Regions from separate parts of the Homo sapiens genome. Here region 1 is linked to region 2. Evidence: read pairs that join two places in POLR2A ChIA-PET (ENCODE). Cell type or tissue: A673. All regions are shown on one strand. Each heading gives the region's core, and the rest is flanking DNA. Links, peaks and the distances in the headings are about the cores only. Region 1 overlaps CNTN4 (contactin 4). Region 2 overlaps CNTN4 (contactin 4).

Evidence for each region. ChIA-PET counts read pairs that join two places held together with the same protein. Peaks named below come from ENCODE experiments on the same cell type or tissue, not always from the same donor. Only the 100,000 strongest peaks of a DNase experiment are listed, where the experiment ranks them.
Region 1: POLR2A ChIA-PET joins it to region 2 with 11 read pairs; 2 of 35 experiments call an interaction of 5 or more read pairs at or near these places.

What each region holds. Positions count from the first base shown.
Region 1 is chr3:2,656,125-2,661,516 of GRCh38, forward strand. The region is part of intron 4 of CNTN4 (contactin 4); the gene reads left to right. Among named protein-coding and RNA genes, the nearest start is that of CNTN4-AS1, 400 kb to the right of the region's middle. In A673, for the core only: no CTCF peak of the experiment used is centred there; no DNase peak of the experiment used is centred there.
Region 2 is chr3:2,456,409-2,461,800 of GRCh38, forward strand. The region is part of intron 3 of CNTN4 (contactin 4); the gene reads left to right. Among named protein-coding and RNA genes, the nearest start is that of CNTN4-AS2, 310 kb to the left of the region's middle. In A673, for the core only: no CTCF peak of the experiment used is centred there; a DNase peak (open chromatin) is centred at 2,613.

The sequences.
Region 1 (5,392 bases), core at 269-5,268, 200 kb after region 2:
GGAATTTTTAAAACAATTAAAAGAGAATAATTATAAGTCAAAGTTATCAGGAAGGAAGGACAGATGTAATCTCATTTCGCTGCATGATAGTAAATGAAGGTACATATAATATTTCCAAGAGAGAAAAATTTACTCAAAGTCCAAGAAATTCAGAGTAAATTCAAATGGATAAGAAGGTAAAAATGTAGTCTAAGGATTATAACTACTTCTGCCCATGCAAAAAGCAGTTATGTTTATAATCCCAGATTAAATTGCCCAGAAGTATCATCAGATCCCCTATCTGGTTCTCTTTAGAGCATGTTTCACCAACTGTAATCAAAGATTTGTTTTTATGACTGATTGATGTCTGTTTTCTCCCAGTACATTGTAAATTCCATGAAGACAGCAACTATGTCTGTTCTCTGTTTGAATCCCAAGCTCTAGTACAGTCCCTGGAGCATAATGCGGACTAACTTAACATTTGGTGAGTGAATTAATGAATGAATACATTGTGACAATTATAATGTGACAATAAATTATTGAGAGGTCAAGTCTCAAAAGGGAGGTCTAAGCTAATTAATTTTCTGAATGTGTATGCAGTACTAGCTTATGTACAAAAATCTTTCTTCAGATGTGTATGAGTCAGCAGCAACTGGAACTTGGAGGTGGTCTTTAGACCCCAATGTCGGTATCTGTTCAAGTATTCTATTCGTACCTTATCAGCTGTCTTCCTTTTCCTGTGGTGGAAGGACTGCCAGTTTCATCTAAGTGGTTTGCCTCAGAGTTCAGGAGAATAGCTCATTGGGAGTTCTGGTCAGATATTTTCAAACTCAAATGAGTAAGCTCTCTGAAAAACCTATACATAATGAAAAATAGTTTAAGATTACAGTGGTGTTTTGATGTGATCTGGAACAGTTCACCCACTCCTACTTGGCAATAAAAATAAATTATGCAATGGGACAGCCAACTGTTACAGCTTGGAAAACTGTTAAAAACTCAAAATAAATACGTAGGTTAATGTCATGAAGTACTTGACCGGACAAGCATATTTTTCCAATTCTAAGGGTAGAAAGTGTCTTTGTAAACATTCCTACATGTCAGAAAACTAAATAAAAATGACCTCTAGCTTCGAGGCACTTATTGGAAACCTATTTTACATTGAATACACAAGCCAAGATAATACAGACTGTTTGATAAGAAACATTAGAGAAATCTGTAACATGAGGCTTTTTATTATAGGTTTATTACATCAATCTCTCCAGTGGGTAATGGAACTTGTAAATATACTCTTATGTAGGAGTCTCCTTGTGGGCTTTTTATTCATGCTGAAGTAAGCACAGCAAACTTATTTGCTGTCAGGGTACATTGAATTTAAGATTAGTATTTATTTTGGTTCTAAGGAGGTTTTGCGTTTGTGAATTGAAAGTTGGATCAGCTGCATGAAAACAAGATGGGACTACAGGGAGCACAGGAAGTAAATTAGTTTTTTCTAAATATGCATTCTGTAAACCTACGTATTTAGCTAGCATGGGGTGCGTATGCGCAGTTTCTCAGATGGGTGAGTCATGCATCGGATGTGTATGTTTATGGCTCTGTGGTTTGGGTAGAGATAGATATTCAAAATGGCATATTGCAGTTACTGTTTTCTAATGCAAATCGTTCTAGAGAAAAAATATATATGTTTATAAGAAAGATTTCTTAACCTCTTTTTGACCAGTGACTTTCTTAATTTCAGTGGGGGCATATGAAATAAAACCCTCAAAATCATCAGCCACACTGTACCTTCCATATCATTGACAGATAACACTGACAAATTATTCCGGCTTGTTCTGACACCTGAATAGAATGTATCAGGTGGTAACTGAAGCCATGAGGATGAGTTGCCCATACAGAGGAAAGGATTATAATAGTAAATAGCTATGTTTTATGAATGACATACTAGATACTGTGCGAAGTGAACTAGATGTGTTATTTCATTTAATGCTGTGCTTATGAGACAGCCAGGTCGGAGGGGGTACCTGGCAAAACTCCAGCCAGCCTGTGCCCTGGGGTGGACCCACAGGAAGTTCGCACCTTTTGCAGCGGGGAGGAGCCTGGCTGCTCCTCTTCCTGTGTGGAACCTGGGATTCGGCAGGGTGGGAAGTGCTCTGTCAGGGACTCTGGCCCAGCAAGAGTCCCTGTTTTCCTTTTTTCTTCCTTTCACCCAATAAAACCCTGTCTTACTCACACTTCAAACCGTCTGTGAGCCTAAATTTTCATGGCCATGGGACAGACAAGGACCCCATCATTAGCTGAGCTAAGGAAAAGTCCTGCAATACTTACATCACATGACTATGAAGGCAGGTACCATGGACACTCTCATTTGTCAAAGACGGAAAAGTAAAGCACACAGAGGTAATACGATTTACTGAAATTCACACAAATAAATTTAAAGTCTGTTCCATCTATGTTGTGTTGTTACCTTAGGATCTCACTTCATATTTGTGAAGAATCATCCTTCCCATTTCCTTAAATACCCAAACCATGAGCATTTGTACCATCCTTTATTCCTTTTGGACATTTGCAGCAGAATGTCTATTTTGTTTAATATTAGCTCATAATCTGGGAAGTGAGTAGTAGTATTCACATTTTATCTGAAGTAAGTGAGACTTAGAGAGGTGGAGTGACTTGCCCAGGCCTGATTTACTGGGTCTTAGTTTCAAGCCTTTTTTTATAATGAAGCTCACTCTATCTCCAATAGAGCATGTTCAAGGTTCTAGGTCCAGAAAGGGATAAGCTGCAAATCATGAATCCATAAGAATAAATACCTACTTGCATTTTTTTATGTGGACATGCAAATAACACACCCACACACACAAACAGACACACACACACACACACACACACACACACACACACACACACACAGAACTAACCTAATATTTCAGGTCTCATGAATTGTATTTGGTTTAAAAATACAGTGAGATCAGAAAGAATGCTCTGTTCAAAAAAATCACATACTTTGTCTCATTAGAGACAGAATTGATACTCTTTATTGAAGAGTAAAATTCAGTAAGAACCTTCTTAAAAATAGGAGCAGGCCAGGTGGTGGCTCAGACCTGTAATCCCAGCAATCTTAGGAGGCCAAGGCGAGCAGATCACTTGAGGTCAGAGTTGGAGACCAGCCTGGCCAACATGGTAAAACCCCGTCTCTACTAAAAATACAAAAATTAGCCAGGTGTAATGGTACATGTCTGTATTCCCAGCTACTCGGGAGGCTGAGGCAGGAGAATCACTTGAACCCAGGAGGTGGAGGTTGCGGTGAGCCGAGATCACATCACTGCACTTCACCCTGGGTGACAGAGGAGACTCCATCTCAAAAAAAAAAAAAAAAAAAAAAGAAGAAGAAGAAGAAGAAAAAGAAGGAAGAGAGGGCAAATGTGTATTATCTTATAGGTATTACCCTAGTCTGCAGTGAGGTTTTTGTTCTCTTATGTCCTATAAAGATCAGTGAATTCTAACGACTTTTACACTAATGTTCAAGTTGGTCCTTAATTTTATTATTTCCCTTTTCACTTATTTGACTTGGCTTTCTACATACCAGATGGTCACCTGAGCCCAGAGCCACATCTTTTCATTTGTTATGCTTTACAATTTGTCATAATATCTGGTATATTTGATATGGACAAATATTTGTTTGATTGTTTTCTTTTGATGTGGTGATGTTTGAACTCATCCTAAATGTACACAATAGTTTTGAGAGACATTTTAAACCCAATAACATGTAAATTTCTTAAAACATTGCTCCTGTTCAGATACATCGAACTGGAAACCTGGTCAGGGATTGTGTGAACAGCTTCATTTTCTCACTATACCTTGTACATGAAATCCTATTTCTGTTTGTCTTTTATTGGCTTTTAAAATAGCATGACGATCTGATGCACAGTCACTGGGCTTTGGCAAATCTCTATTTCCTCCCAGCCACAGAAATTTACATTTCTTCCCAAGCTACTCTGACTGTGAATAATCTATGTGAGGAGTGACCTCAGTTCATTTGAAAGCATCCAACATCCTGAAAACTGTAAAGCCACAGCACGCACTGATTTCTCAAGGTCTAAGAGATGGTTTATAAATGATTAAAAAAAAAACTCTAATAGTATACTCAAAACATTTTTTAAAAAAAGAAATAGAGTTATGAGTCTGCAAGGACTTATTTAAGAAAGACGTCCTAATATTGGGGGAGGTGGATTCACTGGCACTGTTATATCAACCAAGTATTTCATGTGTGAGGAGATAAAGCAGCAAACTACGCAAAATAAACAGCGTGTGTTCACCTTAGATATCTAGGACGCTTCACTTTGAATAAATTTTCTCTGCTTTTTTGAATCCAGAGCAATATTGTCTGTTAGACAAGTTCTGGGTTTTGTCTGCTTCAGGCCTGTCTTAACCCTGCCATTAATTGGCATATGTCCAGGCAATTAAAACTGTGGTATGGAGCAAATTAAAAAAGAGAATTTAAAGCACCAGAGTCATTTGAAATTCCAAGGTCAAATGGAAATAACATTGAATTATCTTCTTTTGGGGATTATACCTGCCTCTATTTGTCTCCACCAGAGGTGATAATCTAGACTTTGGTTACCTACTCTTTGCATCCTCAAAACGGGAACACACAGGAATGCTTTTTTCCGAAGGCCAGAATGACAGATATAAGATTGAAGTTAAACACAACTGATGCCCAGCACGTCAGAGCAGGACAAAGAATCAGAGGCAATTTAATCCCACCTTTATGCTTTTGAAAGACAAAAGGAACTCAAGCCCAGAATGGCAAAATGATTTACTAAAGGTCATCACAACTAGGCACCCCTCTAATTCTGGTAATAATTAAAATCAACAATATTTATTGAACACTGACCTTTGCCAAGCACTGTTTCAAGCTCTTCCCATGATTTTTTGGTATTATAGTTAAGGAGCGGAGGTAAAGGGACAGTGAAATAAGTATCCTCTATATCCTACTACTACCAAACAGTTTTTCTTCAGCTGAGCCAATAGCTACCATCTTCCAACTAATTCTTAGCCAGACTAAGATGACAAAGGAAATACACTAAGCATGATTTAGCTTTTTCTTATGTCTCCAGTTGTTGTTTTGAAAGTGTATTCATGGCAGGGAAATATCCCAAAGCCAGGCAGCCCCAAGGAGGAGTGCCTCTAGCATGAGTATTCCAGAAAGTCATCAACCTCTGAATACTTAAGTTGACCCTGTGATTTATGTATCTAGGACTGAAATAAAACATTTCTGACTTTCTATACAAGATTTTGCAATGTTTATATTAGTCAAGATCAGCTTTTTCCAAAACATGCTCGATGGATCACTCCCTTCTCAGGATGCTGTATAAGAAAGAAGCAAAAAAGCTGTGATCAAATAATTTTTGTTTAA
Region 2 (5,392 bases), core at 323-5,322:
GGCATTTAGTACGCTTACACCGATGTGCAGCCATCATCTCTATTAGTCCTAAAATATTTTCATCACCTTCAAATAAAACCCCATTCCCGTTAAGGAGTTACTCAGCATTCCTCTTCCTCACTCCACTTCCAACCCTAGCAAACACCAATCTGCTTTCCGTCTCTTTGGATTTACCTATTCTGGATATTTCGTATAAATAGAACCATACAATATGTAACCTTCTGTGTCTAGCTTTTTTCATTTAGCATGATATGTCTGAGACTCATCCACATCGTAGCACCTGTCAGTATTTCCTTCTTTTTTATGTACAAATAATATTCCACTGTGTATATATACCGCATTTTGTTTATCCATTCGTCTATCTATGGACGCTTGAGTTGTTTCCACCTTTTGGCTATTGTGAAAAGTGCTGCTGTGAACATTCATACACAAGTATTTGCTTGAGGAACTGTTTTCCATTCTTTGGGAGCTACATCTGTTTTTGGCATTTACTTTGTGCTAGTCAATGAACTGAGTGCTTTGTACCAGGAACTCTTTAGATTCTCAGAACCCTATGAGGTGAATACTATTATTATCTCTGTTTTACGAATGAGGAAATGGATTCACAGAGAGGTTAAAGTACCTCATATTGGGTCACGCTGAGATTAAACCCAATGAGCCAGGTTCCTGAGTCTGTACTCTATACTCTTTCTTTCTTTTGTTGCGTCAGCTTCAGACTTGACACCTAGAGCTGCTTCTGCTGTTCCCTCCCCAATACCAAGCTTGCCTGCTTTTCCCGGGCATACTTTCAATTGTTGTGTTTCCTCTTAAAATTCAGAATCCAATGTTGCATACAATATTCCAAAAGTAATTTTTATAATTATTACCATCATTGCCATTGTTGATATTTTGATAACATTTGAAAGGCACTTTGATGTTTTTCAAAACAATATGTATTAGTTTTCTTCCTTAATAATGAAAATTATATAACAAACAACAAAAAACAAGCCCCAAGCTTCATAGCACAGAGTATGCCTGTTGGCATTAAAAAATAAAGTCACGGTATATATACAGGGTTAAAAATCCAAACAGTAAAGAAATATGTAAAATGTTTATTAGGATTTTTTTCTGGAAAAGTAAATTATGAATATTCCCAAATGCTTGTTCCAGATGTGTTCTGACAATGGTTGGGCGCAGATTCCCATTTATGTCCTCAATCAGCTCATTTTAAGCTCATTCAGCAGGTGTATAACAAACCAGGGGAGACTAAAACTCCCAGGTCCTTTTCTCGTGATCTGCTACTGAGTCATAGCCCCTGTCTGCCATATTGGGCTTATGCAGTTGATTTTCTCAACCTAAATGCAGAAATTTCCATGTCCCTGTGTAATTCATTAAGCATGTTTTAGCCCAATGCCCTTCTCAAGGTACGTTTACATCCCAAGTGTGAGATCCTGTCTGTTAACTGTCTTTCTCAGTTGAGAAAGCACAGATAACTCTGCCACTTGGCCATGCTGAGGGCTCATGAATTACATTATTAGTAGAAATGAGATTTTGACCACCTCAGGATTCACTTAGAAGCGTGTTGGAAAGATTCCTGCTCAGACCAAACATCTCCCACCTTCCATTTTCAGAGTAATGTGTTCCGTCTGTGGAACCACAGCTTCATTTGCATGGAAGTGATAGGGAGCCATTCTCTACAGCATTGCAAACTATGGAGACTGTATACAAGTCTCAGTTGCAGTACTGAATTGCACACTCTCCTGCTCAGTATAATTTATTAGCTGGAGATGTGCCTACATTAATAGTATTTGACCACATTTTAATTTAACTGTGCTACAATGAATTAAACCAAATAGTAAAGTTACAATGTATGAGTCCATTTTTATACCATTAGAAGTTAATATTAACCTATAAAGTGAATTGTGTTTAAAAAATGAACGATGTTTTATCTAACCCTGACATACATATCTTTCTTGTGTATAACAGTCCTATAGGGTAAGTTGAGCTAAGCTTTTACTTGTATCTTTTTAAATAAACTATCTTTGTTAGAATGGAAATCTCTAATGATCAGATATGTATAATTGAGTTTTCATATCTTCATTAAGTTTAAAGATATTAATTAAGCATTATCTATCTATTTATTCCCTCTTATGAGATGTTGATAGAGATCATTTGGGAGCGGACAATACTTGTTAAAACTATGTGCAGTTTTCTAATGAGCCTTTCAAGAATGTGCGATTTTTTTTTCCCCACGAAGTTAGTACCCATGAATTTTGTGATTTCTTTTCTTAAGGATAAAGACAAGCCAAATGGTTGTCTTGCTTTTTTAAGGTTGTTTTATATAACTAGAGATTCTTCTTGGCTTCCTTTTTAAATGGATTTTTTGATAGGAAGAAAATGCAAATGAAGTAACAGTGGAGCTCATAAATTTCTAGCCTGGTGACTATAATGCAGGGTATTGGCTTTGCTATCAAACTTCCCCAAGCACATTTGCTTTGTATTAGTGACTTATGCAATATTGGATCTTTCGTCTGTACATTAGACTGTACAATTCTTCCTTTCCGCCTAGCATGCTTTGCATTCCACTCTTTAGACAGATGTGTGTGAATGTAGCATTCTTTCTCAGCTGAAGCTAACAAGTGTCAGCATCAGATTTCCCCTATATATTCCAAATCTGATAAAAGGATACCCTGTGGTTATGAAAATTATAGACACTTAATACCTAAGGCAAGTGGCTTGCAGTCTCAGCAGATTCCTAAATGATGATCTGCCCCATGGTGATGCAAAAGTGATGTTAACACTTTCCTAGGAAGATCTTCAATGGGGAATGTTCCTTTGGCAATTTGAATGCATCACTATACTTTTCCAGCCTTTTTTCTTCACCTCACCTAATTTTATGAGTTGTATGCATATCTAAAATAAAATGTGCATTTAGAATTGGCCACATGTGGACACATGCCATGATATCTCAGAAGACAGTAAAAACGAACTTGAAAACCAGAAAAATGCACAGGTCATATAGGGATCACTTATAATTGCCCCTGCTTTTCCCATGGCATTTTCAGTCCCATCATTATTCCATCTACAGCGCATCTCCAAAGCAAAATATATTATGAAAAAGTCATGTATGGTATTTCAAATTAAACAATAACATTTTCTAGGTGCAGAGCAACTCTCGTGATATGGCCAGTTAGACTTTTCATCTTGGTCTTGCCCTTTAGATATACTTTGTGATGCTGGTGGCCAGGTGGCAAGCAGAGAAGGAGGGGCATTCTAGAGGCGGTACTAAAGACAGCTCAAAGCTCTAGAAAGTGTTTAAGTCTTTTATTAGACCACTATGGCTGCAACAAAAGGCTAACCTGGTTCCTGTCCTTTCTAGCTAAATAAGCCCAACCAATGTGTCCACAGGGCAACCAGTGATATAAGAGGATGATCTGATTTTTATGGTATTACTTCCATTTCTGAGCCAAGCATAGCAAATATATAGTTTAACTGTTGTCAGTCTTCTTCCCTTGTATTTATGGAAGTTATCATTAATTTTATATTGTAGTCTTTTCTGCTAAACCCAGGCATTGCTTCATAATCTTTCACAAGATAGCGCATGAGAGAGCTATTGCTGCTGGGTCAGAGTTGTTACATGAGTTGCATCTTATCTGGCCATCTATCTCTGGGCTGAGTTACGGTCACATTTCCCTCTGATAGATCTCTAATATAGCAGGTGTAGAGTTAAAGGTCTTTCACTTTTTCTGGGAGGTCACCCTGACAATAGAAGAACCTGGATTTCTTATCCTATGTATAGTTTATCACCACGGTTGCTCGGCATGCTCTTTTCTGGTATCCCTAGCTCAACCCTAACTTTGGTCATCATTGTTTTTCAGGTTTTCAATCACCTTAAAGTTGCCACTGTTCCAAAAGTCATTTGGTGAGCCATTCTGACTGTTTCCACTTTGAGAATCTCGTGCCAGGTCACTAGAGATAAATATGCTTATTCTGGAACTCCCAGACATTAATCTCAGGGTCAATTCATGGTTCTGTGAATGCTTGATACCACCATCAGCACTGTGAGGCCTGGAACTTTGCCATGACTGCTACCTCCTTTGGGCTCAAATATTAAGGAGATAGGGGCAGATACTGGGCCTTTGATTAATATTTCTCCTCTGACGTACATGACCCCTTTATCCTCTTCACTTCCTTGATGTTCCTGGGTGTTGACATAGATGAAGATGATGGTTTTCCCTATCTTAAGTGAAAAACAATTCATGTTTCGCTTTGGGTAGACTGAATGGCCTTTAAGGATTACAGTTGAAGATAGTTTTATCCAAAAGGTCTCAACGCAAATCTTTTCTTATAGATTAGTCTATTAAATGTGAGGGGCATCTCTACCAGAGATTCTGGCAGGGATGGCAACTTTGGTTTTAAATTTGTTAGTCAATAAATATTTGAGTAACTACTGTGTGTGTGGTGCCATGATAATCACTGGAAATAGTAGCAGTAGCTGAAAGAGTGAGAGTTCTCATGTAGCTTCCAGTTATGGAAGACGATAAGCTAAGCTGAGAATTCTGCTCCTTTATGGCCCCTTACTAGGAAATAAATTCGTGTGATCTAGGAAGCCCCTGTCCTTCTGGGTGATGAGTGGAATTCATCTACACAGTCTTACCAGTCTTACAAATGTCTGTCCTAAAAGACTAGTAACCCACCTTACCCATATTCCAAGGAACCTTGAGGCCCATATTTATTATACATGGCCATTATTTGTATCCATGATTATATAAACACAGATGAATTGGTCATTTCCCCTGTCTGTGTTCTCTACTCTTAAATAACTTAGTTCTCCTCCCTTGTACAGATATGTGTATTTTTAAATCTAGAAATGTTAGTAGTTATAGAAAAAGCTACTAACTGTTTTCACTCTTCTTCCCTTTTATTTATGGAAGTTATCATTAATTATTAATTATTAATTAATTAGTTAACATTAATTAATGAGATAATCTACATTATCTCAGTGAATTTTCACACTAACCCTGTGGAGTTATGGTTTTAATATCCAGGTATTATGGTTTCAGAAAACAAAGTTATGCAAGCTCAGTGATCTCTCCCAGGCTGGCCAGCTACTAAGCGGTAGATCCAGGGCTCCCACCCACGTGGTCTGATTCTAGAACCTGAGCTCTTAACCGCTGTACCGACTTGTATCACTAGCCAACATCTGGGCTGCTCTCTGCTTTATCAATGAGTAAACTGAAGCCCAGGCTCTTAAGTGACTTGTCAAGTTAACAGACTATTCAGCAACAGATTTGAATTTTCGTATTAATATAGTGTAAATAACAACAGTTAAATCATTTATAGTGCTTATTATATGCCAGCCACTCTTCTAAGTGCTTTTTATATTGGCTCATTTACTTAATAACTACTGGTT